Regions from separate parts of the Homo sapiens genome. Here regions 2, 3, 4 and 5 are each linked to region 1. Evidence: chromatin loops called from intact Hi-C (ENCODE). Cell type or tissue: endothelial cell of umbilical vein. All regions are shown on one strand.

The links. A loop is a pair of places that touch in the nucleus more often than their neighbours do. Peaks named below come from ENCODE experiments on the same cell type or tissue, not always from the same donor. Only the 100,000 strongest peaks of a DNase experiment are listed, where the experiment ranks them.
Region 2: a loop joins it to region 1, with 15 times the contacts of the local background. A loop is called at or near these places in 107 of 110 quality-filtered maps.
Region 3: a loop joins it to region 1, with 4 times the contacts of the local background. A loop is called at or near these places in 15 of 110 quality-filtered maps.
Region 4: a loop joins it to region 1, with 3 times the contacts of the local background. A loop is called at or near these places in 106 of 110 quality-filtered maps.
Region 5: it touches region 1 in a loop (6-fold over the local background); 4 of 110 quality-filtered maps call a loop at or near these places.

What each region holds. Positions count from the first base shown.
Region 1 is chr17:19,444,476-19,449,475 of GRCh38, forward strand. All of the region lies in intron 2 of LOC105371574 (a long non-coding RNA gene), which reads right to left. It also overlaps the pseudogene RPS2P46. Among named protein-coding and RNA genes, the nearest start is that of LINC02094, 29 kb to the left of the region's middle. In endothelial cell of umbilical vein, a CTCF peak has its summit at 2,799 (motif pointing left); DNase peaks (open chromatin) are centred at 2,776 and 4,506; H3K27ac peaks cover 2,234 bases.
Region 2 is chr17:19,361,040-19,366,039 of GRCh38, forward strand. B9D1 (B9 domain containing 1) reads right to left here and starts at 1,684. Exons shown (of 7, transcript NM_015681.6): 1 at 1,468-1,684. The coding sequence starts at 1,530. It overlaps LOC105371573 (a long non-coding RNA gene), which reads left to right and starts at 1,738. Exons shown (of 3, transcript XR_934302.4): 1 at 1,738-2,132; 2 at 2,441-2,471. RefSeq lists enhancers at 1,144-1,283, 1,743-2,527, 2,084-2,153 and a silencer at 1,324-1,593. In endothelial cell of umbilical vein, a CTCF peak has its summit at 2,006 (motif pointing right); DNase peaks (open chromatin) are centred at 1,702 and 1,952; H3K4me3 peaks cover 1,223 bases; H3K27ac peaks cover 768 bases.
Region 3 is chr17:19,764,457-19,769,456 of GRCh38, forward strand. No RefSeq gene overlaps it. Among named protein-coding and RNA genes, the nearest start is that of ALDH3A1, 19 kb to the left of the region's middle. RefSeq lists an enhancer at 2,308-2,457. In endothelial cell of umbilical vein, a CTCF peak has its summit at 2,217 (motif pointing left); DNase peaks (open chromatin) are centred at 2,205 and 3,735.
Region 4 is chr17:19,375,248-19,380,247 of GRCh38, forward strand. It overlaps MAPK7 (mitogen-activated protein kinase 7), which reads left to right and starts at 3,251. Exons shown (of 7, transcript NM_002749.4): 1 at 3,251-3,383; 2 at 3,649-3,885; 3 at 4,535-4,700. The coding sequence starts at 3,654. It also overlaps a transcript of B9D1 not described here. RefSeq lists silencers at 2,327-2,376, 3,087-3,146, 3,217-3,476 and an enhancer at 2,647-2,876. In endothelial cell of umbilical vein, no CTCF peak of the experiment used is centred here; a DNase peak (open chromatin) is centred at 3,064; H3K4me3 peaks cover 2,404 bases; H3K27ac peaks cover 1,134 bases.
Region 5 is chr17:19,259,024-19,264,023 of GRCh38, forward strand. The region is part of intron 1 of EPN2 (epsin 2); the gene reads left to right. Among named protein-coding and RNA genes, the nearest start is that of EPN2-IT1, 9.9 kb to the right of the region's middle. In endothelial cell of umbilical vein, a CTCF peak has its summit at 2,186; DNase peaks (open chromatin) are centred at 4,368 and 4,768; H3K27ac peaks cover 1,556 bases.

The sequences.
Region 1 (5,000 bases):
TGCCTGGCTAATTTTTGTATTTTTGGTAGAGATGGAGTTTCACCATGTTGGCCAGACTGGTCTCGAACTCCTGACCTCAGGTGATCCACTCACCTCAGCCTCCCAAAGTGTTAGGATCACAGGCGTGAACCACTGCACTTGGCCTAAACTTCTTTTCTTTATAAATTACCCAGTCTTAGGTAGTTCTTTATAGCAATGTGAGAATGAACTAATACAAATACCTACTCTGCTGTTAATTCCATCTAATGTTTCTTTAAAAATATTTTCTATTTATCTCCTCATCTTCTACATTCTTGAGCACGTGAACCATATTTATGATATCTATTTTCTATATCACGTCTGTTAATTGCATCATTTATGTCACTTATGAATCTTATTATATTGATGGATTTTTGTCCTGATTATGTGTGATATTTTCTTGCTTTTACCATGTCTATTAATTTAAAATTTTTTTTTAACTTATGGTAAAACAAATGTAACAGAATTTACCATTTTAACCATTTTTAAGCATACAGTTCAATGGCATTAAGTACATTCACATTATTGTGCCACCATCACAATCATTCATCTCCAGAATTTTTTTCGTCTTACAAAACTGAAACTCTGTACCCATTAAACAGTAACTCCCCATTCATTCCTCCGCCCAGTCCCTTGCAACCACCATGCCACTTTCTGTCTCTCAATTAATTCTGTCAATGTTGCTTCATACATTTGGGTGCTCTGCTGTTAGATGCGTATTTCTCCTTCAGTTTTGAAGGACAGTCTTGCCAGTCATAGTATTCTTGGTTGATAGCTTTTCTTCTCTGAACATGTTGAACATATCATCCCACCCCTTTCTTGCCTATACAATTTCTGTGGAGAAATCTACTTATACTATAATGGGAGCTCCCTTGTACATCATGAGTCACTGCCCTTGCTCTTTTAAAGACAATAGTTTGATTATAACATGTCTCTCTGTATGGGCCTCTTTGAGTTCATCTTACTAATAATCTTACTAATTTACTAATATTTGTTTTGAGATTGTTGAATTTGGATGTCCACTTCCTTTGTCAGATTTGGGACGTTTTCAGCCATTATTTCTTTAAATAAGTTCTCTTTCTTCTCTTTCTGGAATGCCTTTAATGTGTATGTTGATCTGCTTGATGATGTCCCATTAATCTCTTAGGCTATCCTCACTTTTCTTCATTTTTTCTTCTTTTTGCTCCCTGACTCAAAGATTCAAATGACCTGTTGTTTAGTCCACTGTTTTGTTTGATCAGGTCTGCTTTTGAACTCTTTTAGTGAATTTTTCAATTCAGTTGCTATATTCTTCAGCTCAAAAATTTCCGCTTCTTTCTTTTTTTTATCATTCTATCTCTTTGTTGATTTTCTCATCTTGTTGTTGCATTTTTAAAAATTTCATTTAATTATCTGTGTCCTCTTGAAGGTCACTGTGTTTCTTTTTTTTGTTTTGTTTTCACGCTTAATTCACTTTATTTTTCTTGTATAAAAACCCTATGTTGTAGCCACAGCTGGAGCCTGAGTCCGCTGCACGGAGACTCTGGTGTGGGTCTTGACGAGGTGGTCAGTGAATTCCTGATAGGGAGACTTGGTAAATACAGTCTCCTTCCAGAGGTCGGGGGTTAGGTAGCTGTAGGTCTTAGAAATGGCATCAAAGGTGGCCTTGGTGAAGTTGCCCAGGGTGGCAGTGCAGCCCCGGGCTGAGGTGTAGCAGTCATCGATACCAGCCATCATGAGCAGCTTCTTAGGCACAGGTGCGGAGACGATGCCAGTGCCCCTGGGTGCAGGGATGAGGCGTACCAGCACAGAGCCGCAGCAGCCTGTCACCTTGCAAGGGACAGTGTGGGGCTTGCCGATCTTGTTCCCCCAGTAGCCTCTGCGCACGGGGACGATGGAGAGCTTGGCCAGGATGATGGCCCCACGGATGGCGGTGGCCACCTCCTTGGAGCACTTAACACCCAGACCGACGTGGCCGTTGTAGTCCCCGATAGCAACAAATGCCTTGAACCTGGTGCGCTGGCCGGCACGGGTCTGCTTCTGCACTGGCATAATCTTCAAAACCTCATCCTTGAGAGAGGCCCCCAGGAAGAAATCAATGATCTCTGATTCCTTAATTGGGCAGGGAGAAGAGATAGATCTCCTCCAGGGACTTGATCTTCATGTCCTTGACCAAGCGGCCCAACTTGGTGACGGGCATCCACTCCTTATCCTCGGCCTTGCCTCCGCGAGCTCCGCGGCCTTGGCCCCGGCCCCGTCCACGGCCGCGACCCTGGCCCCGGATGCCACTGCCGAAACCTCCGCGGAAGCCACCGCGGTTCCCCATCTCAGGGCCACCAGGGCCTCCGGGCCCCCCCGCTGCACCGGCGTCATCCGCCATTTGGTGTTTTGTCGGAAAAGAAGCCACTGTGTTTCTTTAAGACAATTATTTTGAATTATTAATCCGATAGTTTATAGATCTCCATCTCTTCGGAGGCAGTTTCTAGAGATTTATTTTGTTCCTTTGATTTGGTTATATTTCCCTGCTTTATTGTGTGGCTTGTGATATTTTTTTTGTTGAGTTGTACGCATTTGAAAAAAAATAGCCTTCTCTCTCAGTCTTTATGGATTGGGTTTGTACGGGGGAATTCTGTTCACCAATCAGCCACACCTAGAGATTCTGGGGGCCTCTGAAATCTTTTTAGGAGGACGCAATTCCTCTGAGCTTTGCCTGTAATTTTCCAGTTAGAGAGGTTTGCCAGTTTCTTTTTCAGAAGATCATAATCTTTGGCTCCCTCTGGTGTCTGTCTCTAGAACTGCAGGTTCCCTGGTGCCACAGCAGCAAGCCACTCTCCTCTCCTTTGTTTTCAGAGGCCCCATCCAAAGTATGCTGGTTCCCTGTCAGCTCCCCTAGATCAGATGAGACATTCACCAGTCCTTGGAGCAGCTCTCTGAAAAGCTGGACAGCCAGCCAAACAGCCCACTCTTCTACCTCCCTGCCAAGGGAAGACCTATGAGTTGAGCACCTCCCAGTTACCCTGAGTCATGCCATCCTCTGTGTGCCGCACTTCAGGCCTTCTGGTGGCACAGTAAGCCACCCCATTCTCCCTTGCTTTCAGCATCCTCCAGGCATCCAAACTATTCTGGTTCCATTAGTGCCCTGAGTCAAGTAAGACAGAAACTAGTTTTCTGGGCAGCCTTCTGAGAAGCTGGAACGCTGGGCACTCTTCTCTCCCCTCCCTCTAACCTAAGGGAGAAGCCATGAGAAAAGCCGAGCTGTGCTAGCTTGGGACAGGGACAATTGCAGATAAAGTGAAATGGCTCTTCTTACTGATTTCAATGCACTGTTCTTGGCTTGATCTTGCCTTGGGGTACTGCAACTTCCTCACTGGTTTCTAGAGTTCTCATAAAGGTATTTTGGTCTATATATTGTTGTTAATTTGGTGTCACTGTGAAGGAAACAAGGGTGGGGGCTTCCTATTCTGCCATCTTGCTGATGTCACCCCAATTCCTCTATTCTTTACTCCAAAAGATCATATCAGGTCAAAAGATGTACAGAACTGGGTGTCAAAAAGGTGTTCAACACAAATATATTTAATGAAAGGTTGAACAAGTGAGGCAGAGGTTTAGTGTTACTCTAACAGAATACTGGAGACTGGGTAGTTTATGAAGAAAAGAGGTTTATTTAGCTTGCAATTCTGGTGGCTGGAAAGTTCAAGATTGGGCCTCTGGTGAGGGTCTCAGGCTGCTTCAGCTCAAGGTGGAATGTGAAAGGGGAATCGGCATGTGCAAAGAGATCACACATGCTGAAGAGGAAGCAAAGCAGGGAGGAGGTCCCAGGCTGGTTTGTTTGTTTCTTTGTTTTTTGAGACGTGGTCTTATTCTGTCACCCAGGCTGGACACTGTAACCTTGAACTCCTGGGCTCAAGCTATCTTCCCACGTCAGCCTCTTGAGTAACTAGGCCCATAGGTGCATGCCACCATGGCTGGCTAATTTTTTCCTTTTTGGTAAAGACAGGGATGTTGCAATGTCTGTGTTGCCCAGGCTGGTCTTGAATACTTGGCCTCAAGCAATCCTCCTGTCTTGGCATCAAGCAATCCTCCTGTCTTGGCATCCTAAAGTGTTGGGATTAGAGATGCGAACCATCACACTGGCCCAGGCTCCTTTTAACAACCAGCTCTCTTGTGAACTAATGGGAGGACATTAATTCATTCATGAGGGATCCACCCCCATGACTGAAACCCCTCCCACCAGGGCCTATCTCCCAAAATTGCCGCATTGGGGATCTAAATTTCAATACGAGGTTTGAAGGGGACCTTTTTTCTGATCTGCTGTTGTAAAACCACAGCAGCTGTGGGGACAAGGGTAACTCTATTTCAGATGCTAATCCACCATGTGACTCCTGACTAACCTCGAGTCTGGGAATGCCTCCAAGATGTCTAGTTGATGTATTATTCTTTATGTAGAAATCTCTGTTTACTGTAAGTTTTGCCTTCCCTCCTAATCAACCCTTGATGTTGTTGCACACATCATAGGCCATGACACCCTCAGCATTCTTTCAGCTATCTACACATTCCTTCCGGAGCATGTAGACTTCCCTCCCGATACATAAGCCATGGGTCTCAGGGGTTGCAGTACACAGATCTGCCTGTCTCGTGGCCATAGAAGACTACACTTCTGTGTGTAAGTTCCCTAATAAATCACCCTTTACTGACAAACTGGATTTGTCTGCCTTGTTCTTTGGTTTCTTATCTCCTTCTGTGTTTGTGGGTCACTTTGCATTTACAGGGCTTTTAGGAAAGAACAACAGACCAGACAAAGATTATACCTCCTTGAACTAGTGAGAAAACTAAAGATCAGGAAGGCTATTGGATATACCCAATGTCAAAGTCCTTAATAGCAAAGCAGCAATCAGAGAGCCAGAAAATCTGTAAGCAAGAGATAGATCTGTAGTGGATTGAGTAGTGTTCCTCCAGGTACTGTCTACCAGATCCTCAGAATGTGACTTCGTTTGGAAATGAAA
Region 2 (5,000 bases), 83 kb before region 1:
TAGGAGCACGAACCCTACTGTGAACTGCACATGTGGGGGATCTAGGTTGCATGTTCCTTATGAGAATCTAACGCATGATGATCTGTCACTGTCTCCCATCACACCCAGATGGGACCATCTAGTTGCAGGAAAGCAAACTCAGGGCTCCCACTGATTCTACATTATGGTGAGTTGTATAATTATTTCATTATTATTTACAAGGTAATAATAGAAATAAAGTGCACAATAAATGTAATGTCCCCAAATCATCCCAAAACCATCCCTCGCCACCTGGTTTTCCACAAAACCAGTCCCTGGTGCCAAAAAGGTTGAGGACCACTGGTGTAAGGGAATGGTGCTGAAGTGAAAGGTCTGAGAACCCAGGAAGCCATCATATGCAAGGCTGGAGCTGAGGCCCTGAAAAGAGGGAGGTGCTGAGAGCAGAGCAGGGAGGAACAGTGTGACTGTCAGTGTGTGTGTGGCGGGGGGGTCGCTGATGCTGAGAGCACAGACACATGTGACTCAGCCCAGCCGAGAGCCCCTAATAGGAAAGGACAGGAGAGTGGGGAAAGACGGTCTTAGGCACTAGGCTAAGGCAGAGGCGGACAGGGTGGGAGCATGGAGTAGTATCCCTGATGAAATAGGAAGGCAGGAGACACCTACAAAGCATCAGGCCCTGTCAGAGCCTTACCCAAACCGTCTCAGTCAATCCTCACAATAATATTATAAAATAATAATAAACACCACCTCCAACAGCCTGGAAGGACAGTGTAGTGAAGCTTTGAGGTCAGATAGGCGTGGGTTCAATTCCCAGACAGGCCAGTTCCTTTGGTATATTTCCCCAGCTGTAAAATGGGGGTGTTAGTAGTGCCTATCTGGTAAGGCTGTAAGGGTGGACCAGTGCGGAGCACCGACTTTGGGACATATTGAGGACTTGGTGAGCGTTGGTTTATATTTACAATAAATGATTCCTCTAAAGTGTAGGGGGATGGGGAATAGCGTCCCTCGGGCCTAGCAGGCACACCTTCCTTGGGTCAATTCCAGGCCACCACCATTGTTGGATGGTTGGATTCGAACCCGAGTTCAAGGATCTGGGGATTCAGAACGCGGGACAGTAACTCCACACGGGACACAGCGCAAATGCTGGAAACTCGGCCAAGCCTCGGCTCCTCGCGTTAACCCCAGGAGGCTCCTGCCAGTGATCCAAGCAAGTGGGCATGACCCGTGCGAGGGCCCACAGGCTTGCCCGAGTGTGACCTCGGTACTAGCTCAACATCTCGAGGTCTGCTTCTATTCCTGCACATCGGGACTCAGGATCCGGGCAACCTCGCGCCAAGCTCTCCAATGCTGGCTCCCCTCCCCCGCCTAACCGAGAGGCTCAGAGGAATGACGTGGCTCTCCGGGGGCCACAGGGCAGCCCGGGGGGTTGCGGGAAGGGCCCCGGGGGACGCTGGGGGGCGGGCCCCGGCGGGGTCCACGGCCGCTCACCTGGGCGCTCTCCACCTGCCCGTTGACCATGAGTAGAAAGACGCTAGGACTCGCGGTCGCCATGGCAGGTCTGGGGGTGCCGGGGGGACCCACCTAGGCCGCGCGCGGTTGCTAAGAGACGCCGGCGTTGCCCTAGAAACAGACGGCGTAGCGCGCAGGACACGTTTCTTGGCAGCGACACCTTCGCGAAGGCCACGCGAGTGCGCGTGTGGCATGCGCAGGCGCAGTGAACGGGCGCCGTTATAAGGGGGCGGGGCACAAGGGGCGGGGATCCACGCCGAGGCTCCACCCCTCCTTAGGGCAGGTATGACCGAGAGCTGGGGCGGGAGCGTTGACCTGTCGGGTAAAGCCAGCCCTACCGCTCGACTCAGTTGCACGCGCAGGGAGTGTGTGTTCACTCTGACTCGGCCCGGCTCCCCGTCCCCGCCGAAGCGCAGAGGCGAATGAGAGCTGAGTCCTGGGGAGCAGCGCTCCGACTCACGCCCTCAGCAAGCCGAGTGTTTAAAATACATTCAGCCACTAGATGTCGCTGTGGCCCCACCGCGAGGACGCGGAGGGAGGCGCTGCAGAGCACGGGCGACGTGACCACAGCTGTCGGGGCTAACTCTGGAATGCCGGGTGCTCGGAGGAGCCTCCCCAGCTGGGGCCAAGCAGCGTCCAAGCAGGTGAAAAGGATGCGCCCCTGTGGCTTGGAGACGCTTGCCCTCGAAAAAGTTTATTAAACAAACTTGGGAGGGACCTCAAGAATCCTTACATCCAAGCCATCGCTCTTTAGTTCGAAGCTGGGGAAACTGAGGCCCGCAGCGGGCGGCGCCTGGCACCCCAATCAGCCAGCGCTCAGGGGAGTTGCTAGCCAAAATCCACGAATCTGTCAAGATACAGTCTTGTATCTTAGTGGCCTGTCACAGAGTAAGCACTTGGTAACTACTAACTTGTTGATAAATGAATAATTGAAGACATCTCCATTTTACAGAGGAGGAAACAGATTCAGATGGCAAAGGCAGGTAAGTAGCTAAGTCAGGATTCAAACCCAGGACTCCAGAGGCTAACAACCCTCACTGCCTCTGTCTTGTCCTGGGCCAGCCCCAACAGCATCTGTTGGCAGAGGTGTCAAAGGAGACGTTGGAGACATTATCTTGGATCCAGGAAATGAAGGGATTCACAGGTGTGTAGACTCCCGGGAGGCCAGGCTCCGAGCAGGGACCCCAGGTCATCACATTCTGCAGCTTCTAGCTTGGGAGCAGACTAGGGGAGTCCCATCAACCATCTGCACGAGGGAGGGAAGGAGCAGTCTCAGCCCAGCCTGCACCCACTGAACCACCCCCTGCCTAGTGAGCAAAGATATTTGATCAGGGGAGGGAGGCAGCGGGTAACCAGTTCACACATCTGACAAGAGCAGCTGGGGGAGGGGATGGGTGGGCTGGTGGCCCAAGTGCTGCACCCAGAGCCCAAGACAGGGCCCATTTCCCCTCCTGGAGAGGGGGTCATACTCCCTTCTTCCCCCGCTCTGTCCATCTCTTTCCAGTTAAAGTGCTTTCTCCCACACATTCTATCAGTCTCACCCAATTATTTCCTCCCTTTGGCCTTTGAGGCTCGGTGTTGCACACAAGTTAGTTTTCAGCAAAATGCTTGTAGTTATCGAATAACTGGGGGCTCCCAGTAGTTTAAGACCTGGCTATACCAAAGGTGGCCCCACATTCAAATAGGACATAATGGGGGAGTCTCCCCAAGGGGTGGGAAGTTCTAGGGTGGCCTTCAGGGGTACAAATAAGCCCGACCCCTGGGTGTTGGGGAATGGAAGACTCCAGGATAGGATGGGAGGGTGACCAGGCCTAACTTTAACAAGTCTAGTGGCATTAGAAGCGACTTTAGGAGAGGGGTCTCAGGGGCTTGCATAGGGGCTTGCATAGGGCCTGCTGGAATCCTTACCACCAGTTCAAGGGCCCAGTGGAGAGCCTGGTGTACTAGAAGTCCTTGGGCAGGCTGTCCTTCAGGTCAGGACAGTCAGGTTGGAGGAGAAGGTAGTTTCTGCAGATGCTGACACACAGCGATCTCAGCAGGACACTCTGCAGCTCTTGGGGTGGGATGTAGGGATCTGCAATGGGGTGGGGCAGACCCTCAGCCCAGCTGACATCCAGCCGATCTGCACCAGTCCAGCCATGCTGGTTGTTAACATATATTGCTGAGCTTCCCTGCCTGTGCCTGTGCCAAGTCTCTCCACCCCCAGATGCCTTCCTGGGCTCCTAGACATTCCTCGCTCCCACCTCACTCTTAGTACAGCTCTGTCCTCTGGTACACTCCCACGCAGTCCCCTCAGGGAAGCTTCCAGCACATTGGGCAGGCGGGGCTGTCAGCCATTGGGCAGGGGTGAGGCTGGAAGCTGGCTTGAGCAGAGCAGGTGTCAGCGCCAGCCCTCTTCCCTGCATGCCTATGGCCATGGTGCTGCCGGGCAGCTGGCCAGAGCCCCTGCAGGGTCCCAAGCTCCACCCTGGCCATCTGCCTCCCCCAGTCTCTCAACCATCCCAGGCTTCTGCTCCCATCCTTACTGAAATCGGGTTCAAACCCCTGGCCCCAGCAGAGCTGTCTCAGGAAGAGGGAACAGTGGGATTGAGTGGCCAGGGGGACGGCCTGCACAGCGCTGGTGAGCGACGGAGGCCTTGCCCCTTGCCAGTTGTGCCAGGACCAGGCTACCAAACCCAGAGCCCTCGGGCCCTGCTGAGGACAAGAGCAGCTCCCCCATGGTAACCTGATCTCACAAGAGTCCATCTGCAGTCGATCTGGACCCAAGGTCACACTGAAGTGGGACCAAGGCCAACTGTGGAGAGAGGAGGTGAAGGGGAGGTGGAGAGCTGGAGAGGCTGGGGGCCACCCTCCTGGAGCCCCTCTCCACCACCCCTCCTGGCTGTGCACCCACCTGTCAAAGCAGTTGGCGCCTGTGAGCACCCACTCTTGGGAGATGAGGGCCCCCTCACAGCGGCACCAGGTGTCCAGGAAGATGCTGGCCTGGCCAAGCCATTTGTCTGGGCCCTTCTTGCTGGAGGCCTCAGCCAGCCTGGACCCTGCACCTCAGGAGACTGAAGCCTCAGAGCTCAGCTCCGGGTCCCAGGGCCTTGCAGGTCTACCATGCATCTCTTTCCATCCAGCCCTGCGATCTCTGCAGCCCAGCTTCCACCCCTCACCCCTCCAGCTCAAAATCAGACTGCCTGCAGTGGAATCCTATGTGACTCAGGGAAAGTCCTTTAACCTCTCGGAGCCTCGGTTTCCTCATCACACCCAGGGGGTTGTTGTGAGGATTAAATGTGATAATATATGTCAAAGTTCCATACATTTGTAGCTATTCTTTTTTTTTTTTTAATTAAAAAGTTTATGGGCACATAGTAGGTGTATACATTGCAGCTATTCTTGTTGCTGAAGTCATTCCTGGGGTGCTCCTGCTTTTTCATGCCTCCTGGTTTGCACATGCTGTTCCTTCTACCTAGCTCATCATCTCCTACCTATCCGCCCAGAGAACTCCTATGTAGCCTTCAGAGCCC
Region 3 (5,000 bases), 320 kb after region 1:
CTCTCCCTCTCTCTCTTCCCACCCAGACTCTCTGACCTGCAGTCACACAGTGACAGTGCTGACAGCCTGTGTTCTGTTGTGAGCTGAAATCCCCGACTTGCTCACATATACATAAACATGCTTAAAGCTGCACCTAAGCAGATCCATCTGCTTCATTTACATCTAGAGATGGGCTGTAAGAACATGAGCTCTGGAGGAAGCCTGCCTGAGTTAGAATCCTGGCTCAGGGACTCACCACCTATGAGAAATTAAGCAAGTTACTTAACCTCTCTAAGCTTCAGTTTCCTCATGGGCTGGCTGTGGGTTCATATAAAATGCTTAGAACTGTGACTGGCAGGCAGGGCGCAGTGGCTTACACCTGTAATCCCAGCACTTTGGGAGGCTGAGGCAGGTGGATCACCTGAGGTCAGGAGTTCAAGACCAGCCTGGCCAAGATGGTGAAATCCCATCTCTACTAAAACTACAAAAATTAGCCAGGCGTGGTGGCAGGCACCTGTAATCCCAGCTACTTGGGAGATTTAGGCAGGATAATCTCTTGAACCCAGATGGCAGAGGTGCAGTGAGCTGAGATCGCGCCACTGCACTCCAGACTGGGCAAGAGTGAGACTCCGTCTAAAAAAAAAAAAAAAAAACTGACTGGCATGGGGAAGACATGCAGTGTATGTCAGCCATTATTTTCCACAAATATCAGATATATGTTGAGTACCTACTATCTCCCAGGTACTGTCCTAGGAGCTAGGGACACAGTAAGACAGTAAGGTTCCTGGCTTTAGAGAGCTGACATTTTAGTGAGGTGATAATAATAATAAACAAGTAAAAATACACACAAGATGATTTCCGAAAGTGATTACTGCACTGCAGAAAGCAAACCTGCTGGCCTTTGCACATGCTGGTCCCCGGCTCAGAACACTCCCCTCTCCGCCGGCTTCATGCTCCCTTCTTTCCTGACTTCCTTGGCTGGTCCAGTTCCCCTCCCACAAGTCCACATAACAACATCATCTACCTGTCTTCTGTGGCATTAGTCACAATTGTCATGTTGTCTTTATCAACGTCCTATCTACAGTGTGTGCCTCATGAGGGCAGGCCATGCCCTGGCGTTCTCCCTTGTGTCATAGTATAGCACCAACTCAGAGCAGGTGCTTAACAAATGGCTTCGAGGGCATGAATGACAGGAAAAAAAGACCCAATATCAAGCCAAACATCACAATTTCTCAAAATTTGTCCATTAGCCTCTGGCATAGGAAACATCCAGGGAAGGGAACTCCTACCCTAGACCCCACCTGCCCCACATCAGACCTCCTGGCAGCAGGCTTTTTTTTTTTTTCTTTTTTGAGATGGAGTTTCACTCCCGTTGCCCAGGCTGGAGTGCAATGGCGTGATCTCGGCTCATTGCAACCTCTGCCCTCTGGGTTCAAGTGATTCTCCTGCTTCAGCCTCCCAAGTAGCTGGGATTACAGGCACCAGGCACCACACCCAGCTAATTTTTGTATTTTTAGTAGAGACAGGGTTTCACCATGTTGGCCAGGCTAGTCTTGAACTCCTGACCTCAGGTGATCTACCTGCCTTGGCCTCCCAAAATGCTGGGATTACAGGCATGGGCCACCAAGCCCGGCCAGAATCTTTTTCTTCTATGCGCTAGTAGGCCTGAGGTCTTACCTTTCTCACCTACAAAAGCCCATCTAGAGCAGTCCTCCACATGGGGCACCCCCTGCCCTGCCGAGCAGAGGCAGGCCCCAGAAGGGACGTGTGTTGAGGGCAGCCCTTCCCTCCTGGGGGTGGCCCTTAGTTCTGCAGGTCCGAGTCTCCTTAGGGGCAGGCTCGCTCCCCAGCCCCTTCTCAAGCCAAGGGCAGATCTGACCAGCCCCAAGAGGGGATCGAGGAATCTTTGGGGCAAGACAGCAGAGCTTCTTTGGGGAAAAGGGACTTGAGGACTCACCTCACTGCTTCCCTTAAGAAGGGAGATGGGCTTCCGGGGAGCTGGGAGTCCCCAACATCTAGTGACAGGGGGGCACCAAGAGGGCAGCTCTCACGTTTTCTGTGAGTTTGTGCCTTTTCTGAGGTTTTCCTCAGACTCTCAAAGGGGTCCCTGCTGGCGACCCCTTGGGAAGAAGTTACCTCACTGTCCCTTCTCCCCTCCCCATGCAAGACACTGTCCTTTCTCAGGGAGCAGCCTGAGAAGCCTCACTGCCTGGGGGCGGGCGCCCTCTGCCGGTTGAGGGCTGGCCCAGGTCTGGCTCAGCCCACGGGGCGCTGCTGGCAGTAGGGCTGGTCGGGGAGACACATGGGGCTGGACAGGTGTGTGGGGCCTGACCTAAGCTCCTTCTCCAAAGGCAGAGAAGGCACTGAGGTGGGACATGAGTCCCAGGGGTGGGGCCTGCCGCTGACAGTGTGTGGCTGTGGGGGTCCAGAGGCACATGACCTCAAAAGAGTTTGTTTCAATTCAGACAGGCAAGGGCTAGAGTACACATTTTGTATTTAAAAAACAGAGGACATAGCTAAAATATTTATAGAGGATCGACCCCATGGTTTTTTGTCAGCCCCACAGCAAGGAACCAGAACTTGGTTTTGCAAAAATCAATATGCTTACATAGCCCTGCTGAGAGACAGGGCAACAGCCCAAGGCCTGGCTCCCCGGCACTGTAGGCAGCTGTTGCTAGGAACAGGGGCATCAGATCCCAGCATGGCAGGGAGAGCTTCACTTTGCTTGCTGCCACCATTTGTTGAGCACTTGCTAAATGCCAGGCACTGTGCAAAGAGCATTTTCCCCACACAGGTAGGATTAGAAAGTAGTAGTCCTCTTATCTTCTCTAATGGATGGAAAAACTGAGGCTCAGGATGGGAAGGTAACTTGTCCAAATAACACACAGGAAGATTAAAAGTAGAACACCTCATTTCTCAAAGCAGCAGAAAAACAAGTATGTTCCAAAACTACCAATGGAGAAAAATTTGCATGCTGTAAACTAACAGTTCATTAAATTCTGTTTAAGGCTGGATGCGGTGGCTCACGCCGGTAATCCCAGCACTTCAGGAGGCTGAGACTGGCAGATCACCGGAGGTCAGGAGTTCAAGACCAGACTGGCCAACATGGCGAAACCCCGTCTCTACAAAAAATGTAAAAATTAGCTGGGCGTGATGGCACAAGGCCTGTAATCCCAGCTAATGGGGAGGCTGAGGCAGGAGAATCACTTGAACCCAGGAGGCAGAGGTTGCAGTGAGTCAAGATCATGCCACTGCACTCCAGCCTGGGCGACAGAGACTCTGTCTCAAAAAAAAAAAAAAAAAAAAGAAAGAAAGAAAACAATGGAAAATTCCAGAAATAAACAATTCCTAAGTTTTAAGTTGCACACCATTCTGAGCAGTGTGATGTAGTCTTCTGCCATCCCACTTGGGACACAAATCATTCCCTTTGTCTGTCATGTCCACGCCGCATATGTGATCCACCCTATACTATGTGATTGTATAGAGAAAAACAGCATACATATATGGTTTGGCAGTTTCCAAGGTTTCAGACATCCACTGGGGGGTCTTGGAGCATAACCTCATGAATAAGGTGGGACTCCTGCAGTTGCGACAGAGACCAGACAGTCTTCAAAACCTAAAATATTTGTATTTTTCAGTACAGGAAAAGCTTGTCAACCCCTGGTCTACACACCTGGTTATCTTGGACCATCCTGCCCCAGACTTCCTCCGTAACAACCCATATAATGTTTCTATGACCATAGACGTAAAAGGAAACTGTGACCTTTACCAAAATAAGCAACTTATTTTTCACAAATTACTTATGTAATAAGCATCCTGTTTCCAAAACAGACCTCAGTTTTCAGGTCCGTTTTGAATTGACATTTGTCACACTGCTGACTCCTTTGTTACTGAGTGAACGATATATTCTTGAGACCAATTTTTCTAAGAAATGTTATTTTAGCACATGTTCCATGGAAAGGAGGGTTTACGTTTCCAAAATACAGATGTGACAAAGAGGAAGCACATCTGATGGCCAATGAGGAGAAACAACAGAGTGGATCCTGAGGCCTCCCGTGTCCTTTCAGCCTCCCTCTGCTACTCCCACTGCTGGCCACACCAGCCTCAGGGAGGGACTGCCATGTGCACTTTCCACGGCAGCTCATTTAACTCTTGCAGGAAACCCAAGAGGCATGTTGTGTTTCTGTCTCTGCTTTACTGACAAGGACAGGGAAGCCCAGGGAGTGAGGCGTCTCACCCAGGTCAGTGTCGGCGCACACAGGAGGCAACCAGGGCATGTGGCAGGGCCCCACAGGACACCAGGGCCTCTCAAACCCACTACCCTTTCAGGCCCCTCTGCTGCTCACCATTGGTGAAGTGGGGCTGTCAGGAGCAAAGAGAATTTCTGGATTTTCTCCTAACATTTTCCCCTACTTTAACCTCCCTTCATCTGTTGAATTTACTGCAAATCTTTCCTAGTCTTTTAGTTTTCCTATACTTAAAAAAACCTTGTTTTTAAAAATTACATAATTAGGCCAGGCACAGTGGCTCATGCCTATAATCCCAGCACTTTGGGAGGCTGTGGGCGGATCACCTGAGGTCAGGAGTTCGAGACCAGCCTGGCCAACATGGTGAAACCGTCTCTACTAAAAATACAAAAATTAGCTGGGCATGGTGGCACGTGCTTGTAATTCCAGCTATTCAGGAGGCTGAGGCAGGAGAATCACTTGAACCCAGGAGGCAGAGGTTGCAGTGAGACGAGATCACGCCATTGCACTCTAGCCAAGGCGACAGAGTGAGACTCCATCTCAAAAAAATACACACACACACACACACACACACAAAGTTAGCCAGCCGTGGTGGCACACACCTGTAATCCCAGTTAGTTGGGAGGCTTAGGTGGGAGAATAGCTGGAACCCATGAAGCAGAGGTTGCGTGAGCTGCGATCGTGCCACTGCACTCCAGCCTGCAGCCTGGGTAACAGAGTGACACTCTGTCTCAAAAAAAAAAAAAAAATTTTTTTTTAATTATATAAGCTCAT
Region 4 (5,000 bases), 69 kb before region 1:
CCACCGCACTCTAGCCTGGGCTGGAGTGAAACCCTGTCTCAAAAAGAAAAAAAAAAAAGGTCAAAGGATTTGAATAGATATTGAACAGACATTTCCCCAAAGGAGACAAATGGCCAATAAACCGTGAAAACATCCTTAGTCATTAGGGAAATGCAAATCAAAACTACAATGACGTATCACTTCACACCCACTAGGATGGCTATAATTAAAAAATAATAATAATAATAAGGCTGGGTACTGTGGCTCATGCCTGTAATCCCAGCACTTTGGGAGGCTGAGGCAGGTGGATCACTTGAGGTCAGGAGTTCGAAACCAGCCTGACCATCTCTAATAAAAATATAAAAATTAGCTGGACATGGTGGTGGGGACCTGTAATCCCAACTACTCGGGAAGCTGAGGGAGAAGAATTGCTTGAACCTGGGGTGCAGATGTTGCAGTGAGCCGAGATCGTGCCAGTGCACTCCAGCCTGGGCGATAGAGTGAGACTCAGTATCAGAAAAAGAAAAGAGGTGTTGGTGAGGATGTGGAGAAATCGGAACTCTTAAATATTGCTGGTGAATTTGTAAAATGGTGCAACTGCTGGAGAAAACAGCTTGGCACTTTCTCAAGAAGTTAATAGTTTACCATGTGACCCAGCAATCCCACTCCCAAGAGAAAGGAAAACATGTCCACAAAAAAACTTGTAAACAAATGTTCTCAGAAGCATTATCATAATAGCCAAAAAGTTGAAACAACCCAAATGTTCATAAACTGATGGATAAACAAAATATGGTATATCTAAACAATGCAATATATTTGGCCATAAAAATTAGTGCTAATATGACAACATGAACTTTATGCTAAGTGAAATAAGCCAAACACAAAAGACTACACAGTGTGTGATTCCATTAGTATAGAGCATCCACAATACGCAAGTCCATAGAGACAGAAAGTAGTTCAGTGGTTGCAAGGGCTCTGGTGAAAGAGGAATGAGGAGTGACCGTTAATGGGTATAAACCAAAAATAAAATTAGAAGGCCCTTTGCAACCATCTGAATGGACTCCCTCCTTGGCCAGCACACCCTAAAATTTAACCTGAAAGACTGGTTCAGGCCACGATGGGAGGTGAGAGTTGGACATGCCTTATTATACCCCTCCAACATTAACATCAACACTGACCTTAAGTCTGATAAGAAATATTTGTCTATTCTCTCTATAGCCTGCTACTGGGAGGCTTCAACTGCATAATAAAACCTAGGTCTCCTGGCCAGGTGCAGTGGCTCACGCCTGTAATCCCAGCACTTTGGGAGGCCGGGAGCAGGGGGGCGTGGATGACTTGAGGTCAGGAGTTCGAGACCAGCCAGGCCAACAGGGTGAAACCCCATCTCTACTAAAATACAAAAAAAAAAAAAAAAAAAAAAAAAAAGCCGGGCTTGATGGCTCATGCCTGTGATCCCAGCTATTCGGGAGGCTGAGGCAGGAGACCAGGAGGGGGAGGTTGCAGTGAGCCGAGATCGCACCACTGCACTCCAGCCTGGGCAACAGAGTGAGACTCACTCTTCAAATAAAATAAAATAAAATAAAATAAAATAAAATAAAATAAAATAAAATAAACAACCAAAAAACCCTAGGTCTCCACAACCCCTTATCATAACCCAGATATTCCTTTCTATAGATAATAACTCTTGTAACCAACTGCCAATCAGGATATGTTTAAATCTACCTGTGACTTGGAAGCCCCTCCCCTTTGAGTTGTCCCGCCCTTCCAGAATAGACATTGAACAGACATTTCCCCAAAGGAGACAAATGGCCAATAAGCACATCAAATCAATGTCAATCTTGCATGTATTGACTTATGTATTATGTCTTCCTGAAATGTATAAAGGCTGACTATGCCCCGACCATCTTGGGCACATGTTGTAGGACCTCCTGAGGCTGTCACCACCATGTCCTTAACATTGGCAAAATAAACTTTCTAAATTGACTTGAGACTTGTCTCAGATACTTGGTTCACATAGGTTTCTTTTAGGGGCGATGAAAATGTTCCATAAACCACTCTACCTAAAATTAGGTAGTGATGATGGCTGCTCAACTGTGAATATACCAAAAAACACTGAATTGTACACTATAAAAGGATGAGTTTTATGGTATGTTATTAAAAGTTGTTTAAAAGTGAGGGACCCCTCCAGTTATTGATATGGAATGATCTTCAGGAAAAGAGCATAATATGCTACATTTTTGTACACCAAAGGGGAGGTAGGTACGAATATGCATACATATTGCTTTTTTCTAGAAGCCGCCTAGGAGTGAAACCAAAATTCTTCACTTCTTTTCGGCCCTACCTCGAGCTCCCTTTAGAAAACCTTTCCTTCCAGCTCACAGTATCCACCATGTCCACCTTCGCCTCCCGGCACTGAGCCTTAGAGGGGCGGTGCTCCATAAACATTTGCTACATGAATGAACGAATAAACTATCGGATTTTGGGGTGGGTCGGGACAGCTCGGTTCCAGCGAGGGCTCCGCCCACCCGCGGGCTCCGCAGAGGAGCAGAGGTTGGGCGGCCGCCTCGGTTAACTCCGCTGCAGCCCAAAGCACGGGAATCGCGGGACAGACAAACGAGCGGAGGGAAGATACCTAGAAGCCAGGAAACCGCGAGCTGCAGTCCAACTTGGCCGGAAGCTGCGGAGAGGCTCAGCCACCGGAAGTCAGTGGAGGGTTCGGCCGGACGCTCTAGAATCCCGGAGGACCGGGATCTCTGTGGTTGGCCGTGACGGGCACCCTCTACCGGGGATGACACATTCCCAGAGCTCCTGGGACCAAGCAAATGGCGGACACAATTCCCTGGGCGGAAGGGGACTTCGGGAGCCAGTAGCCAAGGTAACAGTCCCAGACCTGGGCATCTCAGGCCGGGCAGTTCCCCGAGCTCACGGGACTAGCTGTGATTGGCCGGATGAGGTTGAGAGCTTCATGGGGACGCGCGCGCTACGTGCAGGGGCGTTGCCTTCCATTCACTTGGCGCCCGACTGCCAGTGCGCATGCGTTTGAAGGCGGTGCAGGGCGGGGAGCACACCCCTGCGAAGTGCCGGGCACCCTTTGGGCGGCTCCCGCCGGCGAGCTGGACAGCGGCGCGCGCCAGGCGTGGCTTTCTCGGCCGGTGGGCTAGGATTGGACGCAGTAGGTAGAAGGGGCAGGACCCTCCGCAGCAGTAGCTCAGCGATTGGCCAGGAGCTGGAGGGAGCGTGGCCTTGGGAGGCGGGGCGGAGGGGGACGGACAGGGCAGCTCAAGACGCTGAGGTGGTGGCTGCGGCCTTTGAACAAGTAAGTGAGCCACCCTCGGAGACCCCCGCGCTGGGGACGGGAGGCCGGCGAGCCTCGGGACCTCTGAAAGCCTTGAGGAGGCGCGGGGGTGAGTGCGGCCCTGAGGAAACCCAGGTGCCCCGCCCCTCCCTTTCTTCCTGGCCCGCGCCTCGCCTACCCCTCCCCCGACCCTGGCGGGCCCCCGGCTCTGGGCCCGGACCCCTGGGGTAGCTAGTCTGCCACGAACCAGCCGCGCGCTTCTGCCCTTGTCGGTTTAGGAAACTGGGAAGTTCCCTGGTCCTGCTCCCCAGCCCGCAGAGGGGACACTGAGGCCCACGGTAGGTGGTCCTCTCCTCACCCGAGTCTCCACACAGACACCATGGCCGAGCCTCTGAAGGAGGAAGACGGCGAGGACGGCTCTGCGGAGCCCCCCGGGCCCGTGAAGGCCGAACCCGCCCACACCGCTGCCTCTGTAGCGGCCAAGAACCTGGCCCTGCTTAAAGCCCGCTCCTTCGATGTGACCTTTGACGTGGGCGACGAGTACGAGATCATCGAGACCATAGGCAACGGGGCCTATGGAGTGGTGTCCTCCGCCCGCCGCCGCCTCACCGGTGAGCTTCCTGAGCCGTCGCCTCCCAGATGTGGCAGCGTCGCAGGGAGTGGGAAACCGGCCTGTCCCAGACAGCCGGGAAGGAAAGCGGGGTGCGAGTTCTGGCTCCAGTCAACACACACTGACCAGGGCCTTCTGCCTGCCAGGCTCCGGGGAGGCTCGGTTCTCTGAAACTCCGGCCTGGTGGTTTTGCCATCCTGCCTGCCTACTTCCTCCTTAGGAAAATGATAGTCCCAGTTAGACCAGAATGGAGAGCCAGTCCTTCGTGTCTAAGAGAGAAATGTGTTCTGGAGCCAGACACTGGCATAAGGAACTGGTGGTGGGATGGGTGAGGTCTGAGATGGAGAGGGTGTAGGCATAAGAGGCTGAGCTACACCACTGGGCATCCGTGCAACCTCCAACAAGTTACTAAGCCATATTTCCTTCTCTTTAACGTTGACCTATTGGGACCTGCCCCGCAGGGGAGTTGTGAAGGTAACATTTAATAATGTAGGTAACATGCTTAGCACAGGGCTTGGCACATAGTAGGTACCCAATACTTGGTAGCTGTTGTCATTTGCATCCTAGAAGGGAGGTGTTGATAGGGGCTGAGTCGACTCTGCAGTTTCTCCAAGGTATCCTCTGGTATGTCCCTTTTCCCTGCTCCTCAGGCCAGCAGGTGGCCATCAAGAAGATCCCTAATGCTTTCGATGTGGTGACCAATGCCAAGCGGACCCTCAGGGAGCTGAAGATCCTCAAGCACTTTAAACACGACAACATCATCGCCATCAAGGACATCCTGAGGCCCACCGTGCCCTATGGCGAATTCAAATCTGTGTAAGAAGCGGGATGGGAGAGGGAGCCAGACTTGGGACTTTTCTGAAGGCTGCAACCATGTTGCCGAAGTTCTGGAAAGGCAGCTGAATCTAATCTGAAGCAGGCTGGGAAAATTCCCGCAGTTCTAGGACCAGTTCTTTAGAGTTTTGCCAGGGACAACTGTTATTCCTCAAGAAGTGTACAGATGATTTTACAGTTTTATAGAATCTTAGTATATAGGATGTCAAATGTAGGACATTCCTACTATGACCACACCCTCCTATTCCCATAGCAGACTTCACTAATCAATCACAGAACACT
Region 5 (5,000 bases), 190 kb before region 1:
TTTCCATTTGGAAGAAAAAATCAGTTTATAATTTGGAATGGGGAAACAAATATTATCTGCCTTCAAAGAAAAAAATTCATTATATAACATAGCGGCTGCTGAATCAAGTCTTGGAAATTTGTGATTTTTTGAAAACCGCCCTATAAGGCTTATGGAAATACAATTTGGAATCCATTAGCTTCAGGTGTTTCTCCTTTTGGTGATAGGGAAACATGGTTTTGCTGCTGTTTTTGTCAAATGTGAGAGTCGTAGGTTATTGATCTGGCATCTTTTGAGTGTTGGGTCTTTTTTTTTTTTTTTTTTTTTTGAGATGGAGTCTCATTCTGTCACCCAGGCTGGAGTGCAGTGGCACGATCTCGGCTCACTGCAAGCTCCACCTCCCGGGTTCACACCATTTTCCTGCCTCAGCCTCCTGAGTAGCTGGCACTACAGGCGCCTGCCACCACGCCTGGCTAACTTTTTGTATTTTTAGTAGAGACGGGGTTTCACCGTGTTAGCCAGGATGGTCTCAATCTCCTGACCTTGTGATCTGCCCGCCTCGGCCTCCCAAAGTGCTGGGTTTACAGGCATGAGCCACAGCGCCCGGCTGAGTATTGGGTCTTTAGGGGTCAAAACTTTTGATCTTTGCTTGCAGTTTTTGTTTTTTTCTCTTTTACACTCTCCCTGTTCCCTGATTAAATGAAGGCCAGGCTTGCCTAGTTCCAGGGAAAAGGCCAAGGGTGCCTAGAGCAAGGTGGATGGGACTTTGTTCGCAGATGGGCCTTGAGAGAGCGACCCCTCGCTCCTAAATGCCCGGAGGAAGGGACGGACTTCTTTATCTTTACCATGGGTATTCTGCCTTACTGCTTTGGCCTGTGGCGTTTCTTCACTTGCTTTTCCTCATTTTGCTTGGAATGTGCTTTGCCTGTTGCATACCCACCTCGTCTGCCCCCTTGCACACTCCATGGCTGGCCTAAAAGCCCAGTCTGCTGTCCTGTGCCCTTTAGACTTCCACTGTAGGATTATGTTTCCACACTCCCTGTGGACTGTGCCACTGGAGCTCTCTGCAGACAGGGACTGTGTCAGGTTGACCTCCATCCTTCAGCACCAGCCCAGTGCCTGGCAGGTAGCAGGAAAGCAGAAGCTGAGGAAGGACTTGCTGCACAAGTGGATGCCAGGAGCTCTGGTTCTTCCCTTCTTGAATCTGCTACCTTATGATGGGAGGGACACAGGGCTGTGCTGGATTTGTGCACGATGCTTTGGACAGCCCATGGGAGAGGGCCAGGAGGAAGGAAACCCAGACTGAGTGGATAGCAGGCTGGATGGGGGCATTGACAGTGGGGGAAGCATTAAAGGCCATTTATAGCCTTCCAAATGTGAAGCTGGAGGGGCCTGGAAGAGAGTCACAGAAAGGAAGGGACAGACGCGGGACGGTGCAGGGTCCCTGCCCTCCAGCTTCACAGGTCTTGGTAATGGGCTCTTACACGGGTTGGTGGCGGAAGGACACAGGTGGACCTGGGCTGGTGGTCACTCCTGGGCTGCTCTTGGCCCTGGCATCTGAGACCTGTTGGCCAAAGGCTTTGATGTGGCTCTGGTATTTTTTCTTTTTTTTGAGAATGGAACTTTTTTTTTTTTTAATGAAATGCTCTTTTGAATAGGCAATACAGTCACGTTTCTAAAATGAAAATATATTAAAATATATTTTAAGAAATTTTGCCCCTCACTCCTGATCTCATCTCTGTCCTCCCTCCTCCCTGGTAACCACCTGTAGCAGTTTGAATACCCTTCTAGTTTTTCTTAATGCAAGTACAGCAAACACAAATTGTGTATTATTATTTCTCCCTTTTCAGTAAATGAAAGATAGCATTCTGTGTGTACTGTTCTTCATCTTGTGCTTTTTTTAACTTATTGTAGAGATTTTTCCATATCAGTGCATGGAGAATGGTTGTCATTCTCTTTCAGCTGTGTTGCACTGTGAAGTTGTCCCTGTTTGAATACTCACCCCTGAGGAAAGGCACCTGGCTGTTTCCAGCTTGTTTCATGACATGCCGGCGACAGTTGTCTCACGTGCACATCGTTTCCCACATTGCAGTGGTCCTGCAGGGTGGCATCCCGCAGGCACATTGCTGAGTCAAAGAGGAAACACAGTTGTAATTTTGACAGATTTTGCCCAGTTGCCCTCTACAGGGCTTGTTCCATGTTGCACTCCCACTGGCGGTGTTGATGCCTGATTCCCCACTGACTCGTCAACACAAGGTGTAGTCAAATGCTTGGAGTTCTGCCAGCCTGACACTTGTAAATAATATCTCAGTATAGTTTTAATTTGTATTTTTCTGAAGAGGAGCTGATCATGTTGTCATATGTTTAAGGACCATTTATAGTTTTCTGTGGACAGTTCTTCGATTTTTCTCTTGGGTTATTGGTTTTTTCTCAATTTCTGAAGGTGTTTTTTATATTTTTGGAAGGTTAGTTCATTGTCTTATGAGTTATAAATTTTTTTCAGGCTAGGAATTATTCTGATCTAGGCAGAGTCTTTAAATAATTCTATTCCTCCCCTTCCCTCTGCCCCATCTCCTTATGTTTGAAGATTTGGACAGTGGCTTTGGGACAGAACCACACCTTTGGCTTCCTTCCAGGATTTAAGTTAATTGGCCTTAGACACATTTTCGGTATGAACTTATGATAGCGTGGATGTGTTTGAGGTGTATCAGGATGGGCTACATGATGTGAGAACAGCCAACCCTCTCACCTCAGTGGCCTAACAGCAGAGGCTCATTTCTTTTTCATGGGGCATGTCCAGTGTATGTAGTCAGGAGACTTCACTCATAGTCACTCATGAACCTAGGATGATGGTGGCACAAGCTTTTTGTTTTGTCTTATTTTGTTTTGTTAACAGTTTTATTGGCTGGGAGTGGTGGCTCACACCTGTAATCCCAGGACTTTGGGAGGCCAAGGTGGGTGTATCACTTGAGGTCAGGAGTTCGAGACCAGCCTGGCCAACGTGGTGAAACCCATCTCTACTAAAAATACAAAAATCAGCCAGGCATGGTGGCGCATCCCTGTAGTCCCAGCTACTTGGGAGGCTGAGGCAGGAGAATTGCTTGAACCCAGGAGGCAGAGGTTGCAATGAGCTGAGATTGTGCCACTGCACTCCAGCCTGAGCAACAGAGCAAGACTCCATCTAAAAAAAAACAGGCCAGGTGCAGTGGCTCATGCCTGCAATCCCAGCACTTTGGGAGGCCAAGGCGGGCGGACCACCTGAGGTCGGGAGTTCAAGACCAGCCTGACCAACATGGAGAAACCCTGTCTCTACTAAAAATACAAAATTAGCTGGGTGTAGTGGCACATGCCTGTAATCCCAGCTACTTAGGAGGCTGAGGCAGGAGAATCGCTTGGACCCAGGAGGCGGAGGTTGCCGTGAGCCGAGATCACACCACTGCACTCCAGCCTGGGCAACAGGAGCGTTAAAACTCCATCTCAAAAACAAAACAAAACAAAACAAAAACAGTTTTATTGATGCATAATTTATTTGCCATGCAATAAAGTTCACCATCAGCATAATCTTATTTTAGAACATTTTATTACCCCCAAAAGCAACCCTGTACCCATTAAGCAGTCATTTCCCCTCCCATTCTCTCCAGCCCCTGGCAACTGCAATAAAGTTCACCATCAGCATAATCTTATTTTAGAACATTTTATTACCCCCAAAAGCAACCCTGTACCCATTAAGCAGTCATTTCCCCTCCCATTCTCTCCAGCCCCTGGCAACTATCAGTCTGCTTTCTGTCTCTGTGGATTTGCCTGTTCTGGACATTCCACATAAATGGAGTCATACAGTGTGTGGGCTTTTGTGTTTGGCTTCTTACATTCAGTGTAATGTTGTCGAGGTTCATCCATATGGTAGAATGGGCCAGAACTTCCTTTTTAAGGCTGAATAATATTCCATTGTGTGGATAGATCACATGTTGTTGATCTGTTCATCAATTGGACAAAGTTGTTTCCAGTCTTTGGCAGTCGTGAGTAACACAGCTGTGAACATGGTACATGAGTCCCTGTGTAGACATGCTTTCCTGTCTCTGGATAGATAAGGAGGCTCCATCCTGACATAGGCACCCACTGTCACCACCGCAGGGAATGTGGCACCTGCCTTTTACTGTTCAGCAGAGAGTGACACACATCATTTCTATCTCATCTCATTGCCGTGCCATGGCTGACTTCAGAGGAGGTGGGAAAATGCACTTCTGTCATAGGCCTAGAAGTGGGTGAACTGGAAATACTTGGTGACTAGGATCAGTACTTTAGAAGAGAAGAGAAGTGGGGCCCATCCCTGGGGCCCATGAGAGTGGTTTTGTTTGGACAAGTCATTCCGGAAAGCGTTCACTAGTAAGGAGGGAGTTCCAGGATAGAAATTACGTGGGTTGGCCTTGAAAGCTGGTTGGTGGAAAAACCTCACATCTTCCAAGGAGCGTCTTAGATGGGTATGATGATATTGGAACAGAGAAGGGCAACCACATAGAAGTAATATAAGTAGAATGGAGGTTTAGGATTGAGCACTTCTGAGTTTCACAGGAGGCATTGTGGCTGAGAGCTTCATCCCAGTTCTGTGATTTGCTGTATGTTATCCTCTCTCTTGTGTAATGCCTGCCTTGCAAAAGTGCAGCAAGATCAGTGCCATGAAACCCCTGGGTCAGTGCCTGGCACATGGTAGGCATTCAGTAAATTATAGCTGTCACCTTGGTGCATTTGACCAGCAGCAGCTGAGTCTGCAGTCACTGAGTCACCAGACCTGGCCTTCCTGAGGCCTTGGGCTTATGTTTTCCTTGTGAGGCATAAATATGCTGAAGAACATCCCTGTTTTCTTGGCCTGGTCCTCCCTGTGGTGGCTGAAGGAAAGAGGGGGGCTGGAGCGAGAAGGGGGGTTAGGGGCATGGATGTAGCCAGTGTATATTTGGAGGGCAAGTAAACAGTTCTTCCTTGGCCTCTCGGCACAAGTTTCTAAAGTAGAGCGATTTCTGAGTTTA